Linked DNA regions of Homo sapiens: region 2 is linked to region 1. Evidence: chromatin contacts called from ENCODE Hi-C or POLR2A ChIA-PET data. All regions are on one chromosome and are shown on one strand. The core of a region is the stretch at or near the end of the contact, and the rest is flanking DNA. Distances in the headings are between cores, read along the strand shown. Region 1 holds the start of APLF (aprataxin and PNKP like factor). Region 2 holds the start of HK2 (hexokinase 2).

Evidence for each region. A loop is a pair of places that touch in the nucleus more often than their neighbours do. ChIA-PET counts read pairs that join two places held with the same protein, here RNA polymerase II (POLR2A). Pooled maps may share reads with other maps.
Region 2: a loop to region 1 is called in a pooled map, with 4 times the contacts of the local background. The contact joins the promoter of HK2 here to the promoter of APLF in region 1. A Hi-C loop is called at or near these places in 1 of 168 maps with a recorded cell type or tissue (naive thymus-derived CD4-positive, alpha-beta T cell) and 4 of 50 pooled maps. POLR2A ChIA-PET finds 5 or more read pairs at or near these places in 1 of 52 experiments (activated T-cell).

The regions. Positions count from the first base shown.
Region 1 is chr2:68,465,091-68,469,803 of GRCh38, reverse strand. It overlaps APLF (aprataxin and PNKP like factor), which reads right to left and starts at 2,219. Exons shown (of 10, transcript NM_173545.3): 1 at 1,977-2,219. The coding sequence starts at 2,072. FBXO48 (F-box protein 48) reads left to right here and starts at 2,510. Exons shown (of 4, transcript NM_001024680.3): 1 at 2,510-2,593; 2 at 3,334-3,660; 3 at 4,626-4,713. The coding sequence starts at 4,659. RefSeq lists a silencer at 1,935-2,144 and enhancers at 1,486-2,380, 2,381-3,276, 3,370-3,429.
Region 2 is chr2:74,832,068-74,836,780 of GRCh38, reverse strand. It overlaps HK2 (hexokinase 2), which reads right to left and starts at 2,654. Exons shown (of 18, transcript NM_000189.5): 1 at 2,138-2,654. The coding sequence starts at 2,200. HK2-DT (HK2 divergent transcript) reads left to right here and starts at 2,794. Exons shown (of 1, transcript NR_185897.1): 1 at 2,794-4,126. RefSeq lists enhancers at 1,213-1,282, 1,060-1,936 and silencers at 1,513-1,762, 2,683-2,912, 3,093-3,162.

The DNA of each region.
Region 1 (4,713 bases), core at 970-3,469:
GAACTTACTGAGTTTTCCACTTAGAACTCAGTCTTCGCTCTCTCACAATACAAAAATAAATCTCACTGGAATTGCTGTTGTTGGAAACAGGAGCCCTTATGTTGTGTTTTAACCAGTGCAGAGAAGAATCGAGTGCATCTGTCAGCTCCAAAATCGAAAAAACTACAAGGCGATTTGTTTGTTCTCCAAATTTTTCCTTTAACACACTTAGGATGTCATTCATAACCACTTCTGATACACGCCAACCTTGGCAAAAGAATCTCATCCCTGAATGTTATTTCAAAAGGAAAAGCAAAATCTTGACCAGGTAATTGCCCAGCTTTCACTCCTTACCATTTTTAAAAACAGATACCAAATAGGCTCATCTCACATTAGCAAGTCGACAACACAAAGAACAAGCTACAAATAATGAAACGGTCTGCAATCTGTTGCCATGTTTCTAAACCACGGCCCTAAAATTCATCCACCTTTTAACCAGACCCACAGTACTCTACTGGTGACAATTTCTTAAGCAAGTCAAAACTCGTTAGTCACCAGACATATGATTACTAGATTAAGCACATACTCTTAAGTTTCAAACCTACGAATTTAAAAGAAAAATAAAGCCTCCAGACAGTTCCTTCCAGTGTTTGTATAGGCCAACAAACGATGAAAAAAATAGAAATGATGTTAAATATTTAAATAATCACTTGTCCAGTAAAAAAATGAACAGCAATTGAATATCTACTTCCTCAATAACCTTACCACATGCACATGTGCATGTACACAACACACAACACACAACACACACACACACACACACACACACACACACCCCTTTAGGACCAGCTTCCATAATACAATCTTAAACTACCACTCCTTTCCCTGCTCCCAGAAGGGACCTAAGGCAAGTACCAATGGTTCCATTTAGACTCTGGAAGTTAACCAGGACAACAGTACACACTCCTTACTCCTTGGTGTTAGCTCACTGACACAGGTGTCTCCCCGGTCCCAAGAGAAAACTCCTAAAGGGTAGGGACCCATGTTCCATTCATCTTTGTATGCCCCACAGTGCTAGAATCTGCAAAATGTTCTACACAGTGAGCACCAAACAAGAAATGTTGAATGTTAAAGAACAAAATAGAAAACTAGATGTACTTAAGAGATCTATAGAATTCCAGAATGCAATATGCAAATGTTCTTATTCCTAAACCTCTCCCAAAGAAGGTAGAGAATATTTAGCTTTGTGGCATTATGTGTCCAAAAGCTTATGTATGGACTTTAAATAATGTATGTATGGCTCAATTTTCTCATCTGAACAATGAGGATAATAAAAATAGCTAACTGATACGGTCTTGAGACAGTTAAAGATGTTGGTATAGGTAATGTCTCCTTAGACCAATGACACGAACGCTATACACATTACTTATGAAGGGTTAGCTACTCATTTTACTGGAAATAATAAATAATATAAATAAATAAGGTCCACACAGCTCTGCAAAGGAGACCAAAGGTTAAAAGAAATTAGCCTAGAAGACGTAATATCACAGTTTGGCAAACTTTTCTGTAAAGGACCAGACACTACTGTAAATATTTTAGGCTTTACAAGACAAGCCGCAATACCCTCAACCCTTGGAGCAACTATTCCCCCTGAAAAATTAGTAGATTTTTTGTTTACATTTTACATTTCAGAATTTAAGAATCATTCTTAGTTCATGGGGCCATACAAACATAGGCTGGATTTGGCCCCCAGGCACTAGTTTGCCAATCCCTGGATAAGATAATAATGGTAATACAGTCAGTGTTTTAAAAGCAACATAAAGAAATGTTTGTGAATTGGCTTAAAGGTAACTGAAAAACGTGCGGCCCCAAACTTCTAAAATCCGGACCGGCGGACCAGTGCGGTGGGGAAACCGGCCAGGACTAGGGCCGGTCTTCAGGAGCCGGCGCGGAACTCCACGGCTCTCGGGGTCCGCTAAGCCCCCGCCCACACTTACTCCCAGCAGCGGCCCGCGGCCGATCACCGTCTCCCCGGGCGCCAGGGCCACCCGGGGACCGCCGTCCCGCGGCTGCAGCTCGAAGCCCCCGGACATGGCGGGCAAGGATTAGGCCCCTTCGCCAGGAGACTGGCCCCTCCGCTGTTTCCGCCCTCCACAGACACGCGCGGGGCAAGCCCACGCCCTGGGAAAAAACACCGAGGGAGGGCCTCAAAGGCTCCCCGCGGCTGCGCCGGTCCTCTCAGAGCCCGGCCCCAGCGCAGCTTCACGAGTCCCGCCCCTCCACGCCTACTAATGACGCAACCGGGGATTCCCCAGTCTCGCCGCCTCAAAACTACTGTTTAAAAACCCCGGCTTATTCCCCAACACCCTTTTCACCTCCCTCCCATCTTGGAGGACGCCGGGCCTTGTAGTCCTGGTGGCTTTCTTCACTTCCTTTCCCGAGCGGAGACGCCCTGGAAAAAACTACCAATCCCCAAAGGCACTGCGCGCCCCTCTCGGCGCCTGCGCGAGTTCTGAGCAGGGCGGGACTCAGGTGGGCGGGATGCGAAGAGCTATGGGGAAGGATTCGAATTCCGGTGGATTTAAATCGCGGGAGGAGAAGCTACCGCGGCCTAGTAGGTAGAAGGGTCTTCCGTTCCCGTTGGCTTAGGTGTCTACGCTCCCGGGGACGCGGCCTGGACGCAAGCTCAGCCTTCCCTCCGCGGCCTGGAGCCGCAGTGACAGTCAACGCTGACGGTTGTTGTCACTTGTCAGTGCCCTGTGTTCTTGGGTTCCAGCAGCTGCAACCCGCGCGGGACACAAGGAGGGTGGCTCAGACGGGACGTGGGGTGATTAGCCCTGACCCGCGGGATTTGGACGGAGTGGGGCTCCCCGCCCCTCCGACTGCGCTGCCGCCGATCTATCCCTCCGAATGATAGTTGAAAGGGGGACGAGCTTTTACTTCACTTGAGAGAGAATTCAGGAAAGCTCAGTTCATAAAGGAGAAAGGGCAGAAGAGGGGTCGTTTCCAGGCATCCAGGCGAACCTGGACGTAGAAGAAAGATTCCTAGTGGGATTTTAGAAACTCGCAAAGGTATCCCCTGCTGTGAAATTCAAAAGCCTTCATTCCCGTTACAGGAATTCCACAAGGGGACGCATTTTATTCTCCCAGTAAGATCCTGGGAGAAGTGGATAAACACACTGTAACGTTTAAATGCACTGTAACGTTTTCCTAATGTGAGATTCTTTTCAAGAACGTTGTGGTTTGGCTTTGGTTTGTATTGGTGGTGGGAGGGGCCAAGGTGCATGGCAAAAACTTGCTCTTGACTCACCCGTTTTTACGTTTGCTTTCTTACTTCTCCTAACCCTCAAGAAGAAGACCTCTGTTGAACACAGACTGCAGTTCCAGCCACCACAGCTAATCTGGATCATGAATGGGAGCCACCGTGGTCTTGGCAAGTCCGAAAACATAGCTGAGTAGCTCGTCTAGAAAAGAGATTTGTGTTCAGCTGAGTTAAAAGAAGTATTTACCTCAAACCTCTCCTCTTGCACAACCAACCCCCGTTATAAAAGGAAGTGCAAAATGGAATAAACTGATTTTAAGTGAATACAAGCTGTCTTTATATACAAAAGTAACTCAAGGATGGTGATGTACCCAGTCATGCTTTCAACTGATTTGGGAAGCCTACACCATTCACCTTAGGTAAATTAGCTGAAACTGAGCTTTAAATCTGGGCTTCAAAGAGTCACATACTGTACCTAGCTGAGTTCTAAACATTGTTTACAGTTGTCACTCACTGTTGCTTGATGTCTTCAGTGACTATTATCCTTAGCTTGTAATTATGCATGTAGGATAGCTTCAAGGGGCCATTTCTAAAACACTACTCTTATGACTGAGTTGAATATTTGAGACTTTGTTTCATAATCCAGATCTCATCTTCTTGTCCATTTCAGATAGTAGTTGTGTCAAATGTAAGCACCTACCTACCTATAAGATACAAGTAGATAAAATTCTTATATAAACAACTAGAAGTCCAGCAAGTTTATGATTAAGTCACAAATTGCAAATTAATGATGAGGCATCAGTTCCCATGTACAACAAGTATTCAGGAGTTTAATAGGATTGACTCATATACATTTTCAAAGGTACAAAAGTACCGGGTATGGTGGCTCATACCTGTCATCCCAGCACTCTGGGAGGCTGAGGCAGAAGGATTGCTTGAGGACAAGAGTTCAAGACCAGCCTGGACAACATAGCAAGAACCATTTCTCCGTAAAACAGTTTTTGGTTTTCTGTTTTTTTTTTTTTCTTTTTTTTTTTTTTAAAGAGGGGCGGGGTACGCTGAGTCAAGAGAATCGCTTGAGGCTGGAGTTTGAGGCTGCAGTGAGCTATTATGACACATCTGCACTCCAGCCTGGGTGAGAGTGAAACTAACATGTTGGGTGCCTCCCATGTGCAATTCAGATGTAGCAAGACTAGATATTTTACCCACTATCACTGTTAATCCTTGCAAGAACTTTCAGGAGAGCGGCAGCATTGGCCCATTTTACAGATTGAGAAGCTAAAGTCAAGAAAGAGTTCTTAAATTATACCCAAAAAGCATCTGACTTAAAGTAGGATTTATACTCCTATTTGGAGACTGAGCATGTTTAAATTTTGCCTTTTAGGTTACATATGAGGATAACTTAAAACATTAAGCTATGCATAAAAACTCCAAGAGAAACAATAATTTAAGAGTTTCTCACACAGAAGCGA
Region 2 (4,713 bases), core at 1,405-3,904, 6.4 Mb before region 1:
AGAAAGATGGTTCCAAGATACTCTGAGTCTCTGCTTTCTATGTAACTGCCACTGGAATCAAACAGCTTCGCTCACCTAAGCTGGGAGTCAAATCCCAGGTTCTGACAATTACTGAGTTAAAGGCCTGATTCAATTCTGCCCCTATTGGTAGTTTAGAGGAAATACACCCAAGGGTCTTCAGGGACACTTCTCAAACTGACAGGTGGCTGCAAGGGTAGAGAAAACCTACAGGAATGACAGTTGCACACTGCAGCGCTTAATAATCGCAACTCCATAAAGTGGACAAGCCTACTGTTATTATTGCATTTCACAAAGAGAAACGGGCTGTCCAAAGAGGCTCAGGGTGCTATGGTTAATAAACCACAAGACAGAGATTACAACTCATTTCCAGATACCCTGGTTAATTCCCGTTCCACTCTGGGGGAAGAGAGATGACCCCCATTCCAAGATTGAGAGTGGTATAACTCCAACGGGGTTCCAACCCTGGTGCCCTCCTCTGGATTGAGGAAGAGTAAATTTATGCAAGGATTCAAATGTCCTGGGGTAATACCCAAAGGAGAACTCCCTGAGATTAATGACGCTCCACTGTGTATTTTAGGACTTGCCAAGAGATGATAGCCTTCCCCAAGAGTTCTTAGAAGTTGAGAAGTTACCAAGATCCTGCCAGCTCAAATCAAAGGCACGTTTTTAAGTAAACTGAATCAAGGTGCAGAGCCACATCCCAGGAATTAGAGAATAACAGCCATTTACAAACAGTAAAACCCAAGTAAATCAACCGCCTCTGCTCGCTCCTCCAGACTTGAGGCTGGGTAACTTCTGCTTTTCTTGGAGGTTCACGCGCCATCACTACATTAATATGCCTCCTATGCCCTCGGGACCGCCAGAATGGGAATATGAGCAGGTTGTCGCACAGAACGGTAATGGCAAGACATTTTCCCAAAAATGTGTTCCCATCAGATATTGAAATTCCAAGTATGTAACTGAGCAACGCTCCGTTGCCTCACAGCTCTTAAAACAACCTCCCTCCAGCTAATCCCCTCCCAACTTGTCCCCTACCTCAAATCGTAGCCCAGGCCCGGGCCAGGAGCCAATCCCCTAATCCCGGGCATTTCAGAAACTCAATTCTGAGCGCGCCCCTGGCCCTGCCCGTCCCCGGCCCCGGCCCCATCCCCACCCCCATACCCCGAGGCGGGGAATGAGAGCTTCCCGGCTTGGCCTGAGGCTCTTTCTTATGTAAATGACCCGGCCGCGGTGAGCGCTCAGCCATAGGGAGCTGCGGAGCCAGGTGGGAACAGACAGGTCGAGGCTTAAGGAAAAAAAAGCTCGTTTTCGGAAGGACATAAATCTCAAGAATCTCAAGTAATCCAGGAACGCGGCGCGTTGGCCTCTCCGAGTAACTTTTAGGGCAAACCAGAAAGTAACAACCAAAGTCCTCCCCTTACTCAGAGGCAGATCCTGAGGACACGAGGCTGGGCGGTCCCGAGGCTGATTTGGAGGGGCGGGGGTTAATGGGGGACGCCCCTCGCCGAGCCTCAGTTCCGGGCGCCACAGTTCCGGGGAGGGGGCGCGGCGGGCGGAGTTCCTCTGCCCCTTTCCTACTCCTTCCCGGGTCAGCTTCTCCTCGAGCCCACCCCCGCAGGGCCGCGGGGAAGGAGAAGGGAACCGCTCGTCTCCTACACGCGGTCCGCGAGCGCGGACGGCCCCCGGCGGCCCCACGCGGCAGCGGAGCAGCCTCCCGCAGCCACGATTCTCTCCACGTGCTCTCGCCGGAACTCGCGCTGCAGAAGGGGGCTCCCTCCCACGTGGGCGCAGCAATCCCTGACTACCTGCGGGGTGACCCGCCCCTCCAGTAACAGGGAAAAAGGGACTGGGGGAGAGAGCGTGAGCGCGTGCCGGAGCTCAGGGAGGGAGGGCGCCCGGCGGAGCGCGACCTCGGCTCCCCGCCCGCGCGCACTCGCCGGCTGTGCTTAGCGGACGTGGCTCCTGGCGCCCAGGAGTGTCCCGGCTGCCCAAACTTTTTCCGCTCCCAGGCCCGGAGTAGGGAGGAAGCGGGTCCCCGCAGGGTCGAGGAAGAGACTGATGGAGGCCAGACCACTTTGCCAGAGCCCAGCCTGCCGCCCCGCCCGCGCTGACTTACCTTCTGCACTTGGTCATGGTTGAGCTCCGTGAAGAAGTAGGCAAGCAGATGCGAGGCAATCATCCTGCCGCGGCCCGACGGCGCAGAGTTGGGAAACCGAGGCGGAGACGCGAGAGGGGAGGCGGGCGGCGCGGTCCGACTGCTTTGTGCTGGGGCTCGGCTGCCGGGCCGGGAGCTGGGAGTCCGGACGGCGCACAAAGAAGGCTACCGGCGAGGGTGCGCCCGGCTGGCGGAGGGCGCGGGTCTCCGGAGACGTGATTTTGGCGTCACAACTGCTAGAAGGCGCCTCAGTTCTCTCCTGGCGACGTGTCCGGTTGTCCCACGTCAAGGCGCTAACTTCGGCCACAGGATCACTGAGGCTCAACTTGAGAAGAATCTCAGCCCGGCTCCACTCGGGCAGTGGGACCTCTCCGATTCACAGGCGCGTGGCTCGGGCCCGCGGATTTTCTTAGCTGGGTGACACGATGTTGCCAGCGGCAGCCCGGGACTCCTGCGCCGGAGTTTCATGCAACAATGTGGCTTATTGAGGGGCTGCCGGCCCGCGGGCCTCCGGATCAGTGACGTGCGCACGCCCATTGGCTGCGCGGGGAGGGTGTGTGCGCCCACGGACCGCCCGCCGCCGTGGCGCAGCCAATCATCGCTCACGGCTCGCGGGCGCGGCCGCTCAGACACCGGAGCCGGCAGCCTGGGGAGGCGCGCCGGGGGCGGGGGGCGGGGGAGGGGCGGGGCGCCTGAGATGGGACGTGTGGTCCGTGGCTAAAGGCTGGGACGGAAAGGCGCATGAGCCACCGCCGCGTCAGGCTCGGCTATGGGTGGGGGGAGCGTGATCGCGGACCCGGGGTGTGGGGCGACTGGAAAAACGGGCCTCTGGACCAGCACACGCCCTGTGCGGAGAGACACTGTCTGGCATCTCGGGATCATGTGAGGGGCTCCCACTGCCCAGTCACACGTCTAAAGCATCCTAGTTCTTACCTATTGTAGCACGGCCGGAAAGTGAGCCGCCTTAGCTGCTGATTGTACTAGAGCAGGCAATACAAGAGTCGGCCCATCCTCAAAACCACTGATAGGATGTGAGTTTCACTAACCCCGTTTTACAGATGAGGAAATTGAGGCAAGGCCAGGGCTCACACCTGTAATCCCAGCACTTTGGGAGTCCAAGGTTGGAGGGTTGCTTGAGACCAGGAGTTCATGACCAGCCTGGGCGACATAGTGAGACCCCCATCTTCCCAAATAAAAATAAATAAATCAGCCGGACATGGTGGCATGTGCCTGTAGTCCCTGCTGCTCAGAAGGCTAAGGTGGAAGGATAGCTTGAGCCCAGGAGTTCGAGGCTGCAGTGAGCTATGATCATACCACTGTACTCCAGCCTAGGTGACAGAGGGAGACCCTGTCTCAAAAAGAAAAGAGACTTACACGAGGTCACATAGCTAATAAGTGGCAGATAGGGAAGAGAACCCTTGTCCCTCTACTTTAAGGCCCTATTCGCTTGCCCCATTATCCCATGCTGCCTCTCTAAGAGCCAGAGAAGTAGGAGGTAGAAAAAGAGCATCTCTGCAGCTCTGGGACTGATGATGTGAATGAACTGGGTAGATGGTAAGTGTGTAACTGGGTGATCTTGGACATGGGATGGGGTGGGTGAGGAGGCTTACCAATGCTGAGAGGAGTGGAAGCTCCAACCCCAGCTAATGCTAGACACCAGACTCCAAATTTAAACACACAGTGGAAACTGGCAAGAATGAAATACTGACTTCAATACAGATTTCAAGAGACATGACATTAGCACTGGTGGAGAATGGCAAGCCTAAGGTTGGAAAAGGTTCAGGGAAGGAAGATGAAGGTCTGCCATGTTCTACTGAGGAGGAGTTTTTCAAACAGTGGGGTGCTGTCTGCAATGTGTACAGCCTTAAAATTATTATATAAGTAATCAATACTCATTGTTGAAAAATAATATATGGATAAACAGGAAAAATAAACAAAAATCATAATCCATCTAGCCTCTCAGCAAAACTTCCTTTTTTTTTTTTTTAAAGCAGGGACTCGATATGTTGCCCAGGCTGGTCTTGAACTCCTGGGCTCAAGCAGTCCTCCCACTTCAGCGTCCCAAATAGCTGGGATTACAGATGTGCTCAGCAAAACTTCTTGAGAACTATGTACCCTTCTAAATGCACGTCCTCAACCCTCCTTCCCTATACTCCACACAGAATTGAGCTCAAACTGCTTTTGTCATAGTCATCATAATGACCTACATGTTGCCAAATCTTGCATTCTCTTCTCTTCCCTGCCCTTGTCTTACTCCTTCTCTCAGGGATGTTGAGGACAGTTAATCACATCCTCCATCTGGACACACCTTCCTCTCTCAGTAAGAGCACCAGTGCTCCACTCTGAGGGTTTCTGGCTAACCTCACTCCCCAGGCTCCTGAGTCCCTGTTTGCTCTATTGGTAAATGCTGGGGTATTCGGGGCTGCCCTCCACCCTCTTCTCTGAACTAGTTACAGTTTCAAACTCCCTGAGGAGAAACTAACTTCCTAGCCCCATGACTGTTATATCATATGCATGCTGATGACTCACCATAGTAA